Linked DNA regions of Homo sapiens: region 1 is linked to region 2. The links are chromatin loops, found by intact Hi-C in ENCODE. Cell type or tissue: endothelial cell of umbilical vein. All regions are shown on one strand. Region 1 overlaps PDE1A (phosphodiesterase 1A). Region 2 has its middle 96 kb from the start of PDE1A.

Region 1 (4,000 bases), 240 kb after region 2:
GCAAGTCTGCTATTCCTCTGCTGAACTCAGCTAAGATCATCTGGGCCTGGCTCCAGGCTGCAGGTTAGACTCAAGTCTGCTCCATGTGTTTCCTCACTGTCCTCAGCCACCTACTACTTGGAATATGTATGTTCTTACTATGGTGGGTCACAGAAGCCTGAGATGCCAAGCCAAGCTGCTGCATTTAAGGCTGCCACTTGTTTCAAGATGCTGACTTTCCATTGGCCAAAGTAACTCATATTGTCAAAGTCAACATCCACATGGGAAGTGGTTAGGAGAAGAAGGTTATACTCTACTCTCTCAGTTTTTTCTCAACTTCCCTTCCTTCCCTCCCTCTGCTAAGTGTCCTTAGACATAATTTGACCAGATCGTTTCTTAGTAAATCTGATTTTGGCCACTTCCTTCCCTCCCTCTGTTAAGTGTCCTGTTGATTAAATTAGTGGTTAGCAAATTTGGTACAAATAAGGGTCGGTTCATGCATTTTAAATGTCCTTAGCAGAGGGAGGGAAGAAAGGGAAATTGAGGAAGAAAAACCAACTTTATTGCTTGAACAAAAATAAGATGATGCCAGAGAAAACAAGAAAAGAAAACACTCTGAAGAGTGTCCAGAAGTGAAAGATGCTGCAGAGCTTTGAAAAACATAAAAACCAAGGAGTATCCTTAGATATAGCTGTGCAGAAGTCAGGATGGCAGAAGCAAGAGTGGCTGCAGTGCCACTTTGATGGGTGGAAGGCAGGCACTGGGGAGGGAATCAGAGGCGGCAAAACAATTATCTGCGTGCAAGTTTGCTATGAAGAGAAAGTACAAGAGTATAAGAATGCTGGCTTGAGGAAAGTGAAGATAGCTAAGCTAACTCGTGCATTGGTTAAAAGTGCATGGCTAACTATCCAAGAAACTACCAACTAATTGTGTGACCTTAGGCAAGTTACTTAATCTCATGGTGTCTCAGATTCCTCATCATGAAATGAAGATAAATGTAAATTACTTCATAAAATCAATGTGAGATGAAAGGAATTATTATATGTAAAGTGCTTAATAAATGTTAGTTATTATTGTTTTATTTCCAGAATGGGAAAATATTCAACATGATCCTATATTGATGACAAAAGGCTTGCATAAAGAAAAGATTAAAAATTTAGGGGGATTTTATATTATGTCCTTATTATTAAAAAATTACCACCCATCTATATTTTCTGTTGACTTAGGTAAATGGGAGAAATCTGATTATTTTCTTCTGAATCATTTTAGCCAACATGCCCCCTTTAAGCAAGATAAATTTGTTGTGTATCTGATAATTAATGACATTATATAAAATTTCAACTTATACTCATTTCCCTCCAAAATATATTTATATGCATTTTAGCAAAGATAGTGAAAATAACAAATTAGCCAATGCTTCTCCAAATTTGTGAGTTTGCTCAATTTAATTTTATGTTCCAATTTTATATTTTAATTATCAGTCATCTTATTAAAATCTTAGTGATATATCAGTCAGTAAAAATCCTCTAATGCAGCTATTTATTTGTAAGTATAAATGTTATTTTGCATTTAAGATTTGTTCTAGCTAAGAAGTAAGCTAAGTCAATTTACCAAAAACTACTTTCATCTGACAATTTCTTGAAATCTTTCATGTATTGTAAGACACAGACTCCTCAAACTAGAATTTAAAATCATGGACAATGCAGCCTCAGGTTATATCCTTCTGTTCTTTCATATATGCCATTTCCTTTCCTTACTGCCTCTTGTTCTCCCAGACTGATTCTTGCAATAGGCCAGGTAAGGGCTGCCAGGTCACTAGCCGCTTGAAAGCTGGGACCTGATACAGTTGTATCCCAGAGAAAAAGAAGGTATGTACTTGATTGTTATAACTTTTACTATTAAAAAACCACCTCCTAGAAATCCTAAGTGGCAATAGGCTTCATGTGTCATCAAAGTTTTCCACTATCTGTAAAAAAAGATGTTAAAATGAGGTTTGATAATGGATAATCTTTTACAAGCCATGACGCTTTTCATAGAGTCCTAGCTAACCACTAATTTAATGAAAAGCCTCCTCCTTTGTACTTTCACTTCATAATCTTTACAACTTTGTCGAAATGTGTCAAGTTGTAGTGATGGTTCTTTGTCTTTTGTTTTCAAATACAGACCCCAGTTCCTAAGCATGATTCATTTCCTTCTGGGTGAATACATCTTTTGTTTCCTTCTAGGAAAACTTCAGGTTGTATCTTTGTAAAACTCAAGATTTAACTCATTTTTTTCTGAGCTAAAAGTTGAAAAGATTTTTTTTAAAAAAACTCATAACAGTTTCATAAATAAATAATATCAAAATCCCGGAGCCCTATATTGTTTTGTCATTTTCTCAAATCTAATAATTTGTGTTATATAGCATTTAATGAAGGCTGCCACCAAGTCTTAAAGTGTGTGTGTGTGTGTGTATGTGTGTGTGTGTGTAACTCAGGTACCCTTTATACCAAAACCATGTTCTCATATTGATAAGGTGGACTATTCAAAGATATATACCAGTTTAAGCAACTTGTTTTATTATTTTTGGAAAGATTTGGTGGTCAAAACATTACATCAGAATCACTTTATCATAACATATAGGTGACCATTTACTACTATGTGTAAAACTTACCTGACCACACATATGTGGACACTCAACAAGTGTCCAGTGATTTTACTTTGCCATTACATTTCCTAGTCCTTGGGAACGATTACATTGAGTTGACAGTTTATACTTTAAGATTTGAAAAGAAAATATTTCTTTCCTATTGCTTATTAGTATTGATTAACACCTAAGGTATTTACTAAATTTACTACCCATAATCTTAGTGTTATTTCCAGCTTTATATAGATGGAAATAGCATGGATTCTGAGAAAGTTCTGCTTGTTTTAGACATGCCTCTTCTGTGATTCAACAGTATGGCTATGCACAGGTTCTGTAAAAGTTTAAGGCGCAGTGTCCACATTTTCCAATTGAGACTATTTCATTAGGGCTTTTGTGAACATTAAGGAAGTTTTAATAGTTTATTGAATGAACTGGACTGCCAATTGTAATTGAGGACTAACAGATTTATTAAGACACAAAACATGCATGTAGACTATATATTTATATATTGGGTCAATCATTTATAAATTGCAAAAAAATAAACAAATTAAATTCTTGGTGTATGTAGGAAAATAATGCCAAGTTTTGGAATTATATATAGGTACTCACACATAACTAACACAAATCTCCAATATTAGGATATGAAATATGATATGGATGTCTCCTTACCTACAAATATTGGGATGTTTGAGTGTGTTGCATGCAATAGAGCTGAGAGTTGAAATTTGGTGAGAATGTATGCTTTGGTGCTGAGGTTTTCATAATCTTGAGTTAAGTAACAATGACACCTATGAACTTAATTAATTCAAAAGGATGAATTTTATTCACATAGAAAGTTTTTCTTAGGGAAGATGTTTGATAGCTAAAATTAGGGCAGAACATCAGAGGACCCAGGTCACTAACTTGAAATGTATGTAAGGAGGCTTGTATGTAAGGAGGCTACAGTGACTTTTCCTGACAATGATCATCTCTTCTTGGAGCAGAAAGGTAGCCAAGACCTACTTGAGCATGGATAGTGGAGACAGGAAAGAGCTCAAGAGTGACAAAGTAGTGAGGATAAGTGAGTGGAATAGTGGTAAAAGATTAGGATTATGCTTAAATATCTTCTGTAAGAGTTAGAGGTGAGTGAGTTGAGAAACCAGAGTTAACTGGATAGGCCTACTCCCATATCAAGATTAAACTGTCATCATTCTGTCTGTTAAAATAACATCATTAAGGGTAACATTGTTCCAGATGACAGAAAGGCACAGGTATGGGGTGAATGATTTGGGTGATCAATAATAAACATACAAAATGGTATCAATAATATATTTGTTTCTTTTCTTTATCATTTTAGTCTCAGGTTTATTTTTCTAAAATTTCTTAACTATATTTAATATTAAACTCTAAGACATT
Region 2 (4,000 bases):
TGAATTCTCTATGTTAACAGAAGTAACTTTTTGATACTTCCTAAGGATGAAGATTATCTTGGTCAAGGATTTAAATAATAAGCTATTTTATCTAGTTTATTATTCAAAATTTTATTTTATGAAACATTTAATGAAATGATTAAGGATTTTTTTCTAGTAAGTGACCGAATTAGTATACCTTGAGGTCTTAAATATCAATGTGTGATAGAAGTTACATAGTGAAAGCAAAGGGCAAATGAATTGTAGTATTGAAACAAGATTCTTAGACATATACTTAAGTAGAATAGTTCTCATTCTTTATTTACTTTGCAATGTTATTGGTAAGCTGGTCAATGTGAGGTCTTGACATTTCATGTCATATTTAGAAAATCATCTGTATAGCCTCAAGGACTTAGGTATCTTGATTCATAAAATAATAATTATAGAGTACTTGCTATCTATGGAGATTTTTGGCTGCAATATTTCTTTGAAAGCAGAACATAGATGTTTGTTGACTGTTTCATTAAAGAAATATCAGGTAACAGTTTATTACATGAATATAGCTAAGATTACAAATGAAGGCACAGTGAGGGTAAAATTGGTACTTTCAGGGCAAAGATTCACTTATTTCTGACAACTCTGGTAAATGCTTATAGGAATGAAGTTTTAATTTCACAAAGCTGTCTGCTAGCTAAAGACATTACATTCAGATTGAATTCTGGAAATATCTTGTCTGAGAAAGGAAAATGGAAGCCTCACTTGATTTACCCTCTTATAATTTGCAAATCAGAAGCCATTTTCTATAACATTTTGCAAAGGTCCTTTTTACGTACACATTATAACTGACTACTAGATAGCATCAGTGTCATTTGTATAGACATAGTAATTTTACATTGGAAGACTAATTGTTAATAATAGTTCCCATTTTTAAGAATTAGCTTTAAATCTGGAGAATGTCTCTGTTTCTCAGTTTTCTCAACTGTTGAACAGGAGTATTGCCTATCTCACAGGCATCTTGTAAGAATTTAAAAAGGTAATATGTAATAGGTACTGAGAACATTGTCTGAAACATCAGAAATATTCAACAAATATTGGATGTTATTACCAATCTTTGAATGTCTCTACCTTAAAACTCATAGTAACAGGCAAGTTTTCTTGCAAGAAGAAATAAAACTACATCTGGGTTTTCAAACAAACAAGAAGAAATATTGTTTATAAGTATATTTTCTATAGCAGCTTGCAGATAGCAAGAGCTGTTATGGTGCTCATACTTAAGGTCTGTGCTTGTTTCAAAGAAAGCTCGCCATGTGTTAGGAGCTTGGCAGACGACTCAGTTCTGATTCCTTTTATGTCCACTCTCTCTCATTTCTCTTCTAAAATGCACAAGCCGCAAACCATCAGTTTCTCTCTTGTCCCTCTCTCCCTTTCTCCTTCTCTCTCTCATAAACACACACACACAAATCTATTCCCTTTTCCTTCAAAAAACACACACACACACAAGTGCATTTACACTAGTTTCATTTTATTTATTTTTTAATCCCCAAAGGATTCATAGAGCAGGCTGTGTGCAGCTGCCGTATTTTCCACTGGTTAAATTGGCAGTTACCTACTGTGTGGAGTTGCTAGGAGAAGGTGAATAAGCATGCTTACAGCATCAGTTGATGTACATATTCTTGCAATAACAACCTGTGGAGCTGTGTTCTTCTGTATGGCTTTAGATGTTATTTTCTCTTTGTTATCATTAATATTTGTTGCATTTATTGTTAGATGATGATACATTTTTAAGTGTTAGTTTCAGATCAATTTAGAGAAAAAAACCTTGGCATTTAAACAGGCACTTTTTTTTCTCATGGTGGTGCTGCTGATACTGGCTCCTACCATCTGTTTCCTTATTACATCCTGCCCTTGTTCTGTTGGTAGAGAGGAATTCAGCTTCTTCTGGAGCGCGAAAGTCATTCACGTTTCTCTTGTGCATAATAGAGCTCGTAAACTGTAGGAATTCTGATGTGCTTCAGTGCACAGAACAGTAACAGATGAGCTGCTTTTGGGGAGAGCTTGAGTACTCAGTCGGTCAGTAGTACAGTAGCAGGCTCACATGTACGGATTGTTCTTGTGAGGTCAGAGCATCTGTTTATACTGCTGTCTGCTTAGGGGGGTGGTGAGGTGGTGAGCAGTGGATATATGCCTGTCAAAGTCAATAGCAAATCTGTCAGAGTCTTCCCTCAGCTTTGTACATCAGCACTGTTTTGATAGATAAGAGAGGCTACTGTATAAGTGTGTAAGATTTGTAATGGACTGAGGAATGCTTGTTCTAGCTGCTGAAACTGACTGTAACTGTATTGTCTTAGGAGCATCATCATGGGGTCTAGTGCCACAGAGATTGAAGAATTGGAAAACACCACTTTTAAGTATCTTACAGGAGAACAGACTGAAAAAATGTGGCAGCGCCTGAAAGGAATGTGAGTATGCTCTTTGCTTTTTATTTCCCCCCAAAAGATTTGACTATTAACGTGACTAATTGTTGGTGCTATCCGCCTTTGTGGGCTAGTTTCCTTTAGAAAGATTTTCTCTCGAAAAATAAAATGTGCCTACCTCAGCTAACAACTTGTTGAAAGACGAATGATTTTTTGTACTTGCACATGTTATTAAAGTAAGGTAACTTCTGGAGAAGTCACTTTACTGTCATATTACATGGTTTCTTTTACGCATTCTGTATGTGCTGTTTAGATATGTGGTTCAGATATGCAGAAAGGTAACTAAGAAAGCCATTTGCCGGGATACTGCCACAAATAAAATTTCCCTCAGGTAAGCAGAGAGAGAAATAAGACTGATACTTCTTTCTCTGTGATTAGATTTGGAAAAGCAATGAGATGATTAATATGATAATAAATAATTATACTTTATTGTGCTTCTTTTTGCTTAAATGATATTTCTATAAGAAAAAATGTTTACGTGATAAAAATATTAACAGCATATCAAACTTATTGGAGAGTTTTGGCTTTAAATTAACCAGTTCACAGTTCACTTCTCCTGAGAGTACAGAATAGTCCATAGTACATAATAGCCCTTAGTAAAATGGGTCAAGAATTATGCATTATGTCAAACATGGGATGTAATTACCTAAGTCAGACGTTAATTGCAATGCTATTCAGCTTGATATTTACACCCTTACATTTTTTTTAGCTGTGTGTGCTACTAGTTCCTGTTTAGTGTTTCAGCACCACACTGTTTGTATGCTTTATCTTAATTGTCATAATTTAAAAATCAGATTTAACATTTGGATAAAAATGAGAAATATGAATATGAATTTTACAGGCCGTTGTAATTGCTTAGTATATTTGCAGATCTCAAATGAAAATATTAATATATTTGCTTTTCTATAATAACAGCTGAAAGAATCCTACACTATGCAAAATAGAGATTTTCTAAGATTTATATCTCTAATGCTGTATTTACACACTATTTTTAAAAATTCAGTACCTGAGTAAATTTGATGTCCCTGTTTGATATTTTTTTAAAGAAAATTACATCAAACTTTGTTTAGAGGTAAAAATTCCTTCTGCTTTCCTCCATTTGATTGTATTTAATGATGTTTGTGTATTTAAATATTGTTCTTTGTATATTTTCTTACTTCTTGAAGTAATACATGGCTTTACAGTGCATTAGTGTAAGAGCACAATAATGCAAAGAACATATAGCAGAGAATAACTTTCAAAAAGGAAGCCATCTTTACATTATTTGGATGAGCTAGAAATCTGTTTCTAAGATCCATTGAAGATTTAGAAATTACAGCTTTTTGGTGAGGTTGTTCTCTAGCGGAACAAGTAATCCTATCAAAGCAAATAACAGCTCTCAAAATTAATTAGCATAGATGCAAATTAAACATTAGCAGTCAGCAGATGATTTGTGTTTTAGCCTAATGAGTGGATGAACATCAGTACCGGGAAAATTATGTCTCTCATTACAACCTATTTTAGATTTTCTTCTCCTTAGAAGGATGTTTTGCTTATTTTGTTTTGTT

Evidence for each region. A loop is a pair of places that touch in the nucleus more often than their neighbours do. Peaks named below come from ENCODE experiments on the same cell type or tissue, not always from the same donor. Only the 100,000 strongest peaks of a DNase experiment are listed, where the experiment ranks them.
Region 1: it touches region 2 in a loop (2.5-fold over the local background); 1 of 110 quality-filtered maps calls a loop at or near these places.

Annotation. Positions count from the first base shown.
Region 1 is chr2:182,281,853-182,285,852 of GRCh38, reverse strand. All of the region lies in intron 1 of PDE1A (phosphodiesterase 1A), which reads left to right. Among named protein-coding and RNA genes, the nearest start is that of PDE1A, 140 kb to the left of the region's middle. In endothelial cell of umbilical vein, no CTCF peak of the experiment used is centred here; a DNase peak (open chromatin) is centred at 2,132; H3K27ac peaks cover 1,056 bases.
Region 2 is chr2:182,520,714-182,524,713 of GRCh38, reverse strand. It overlaps a transcript of PDE1A not described here. Among named protein-coding and RNA genes, the nearest start is that of PDE1A, 96 kb to the right of the region's middle. In endothelial cell of umbilical vein, no CTCF peak of the experiment used is centred here; a DNase peak (open chromatin) is centred at 1,873; H3K4me3 peaks cover 524 bases; H3K27ac peaks cover 602 bases.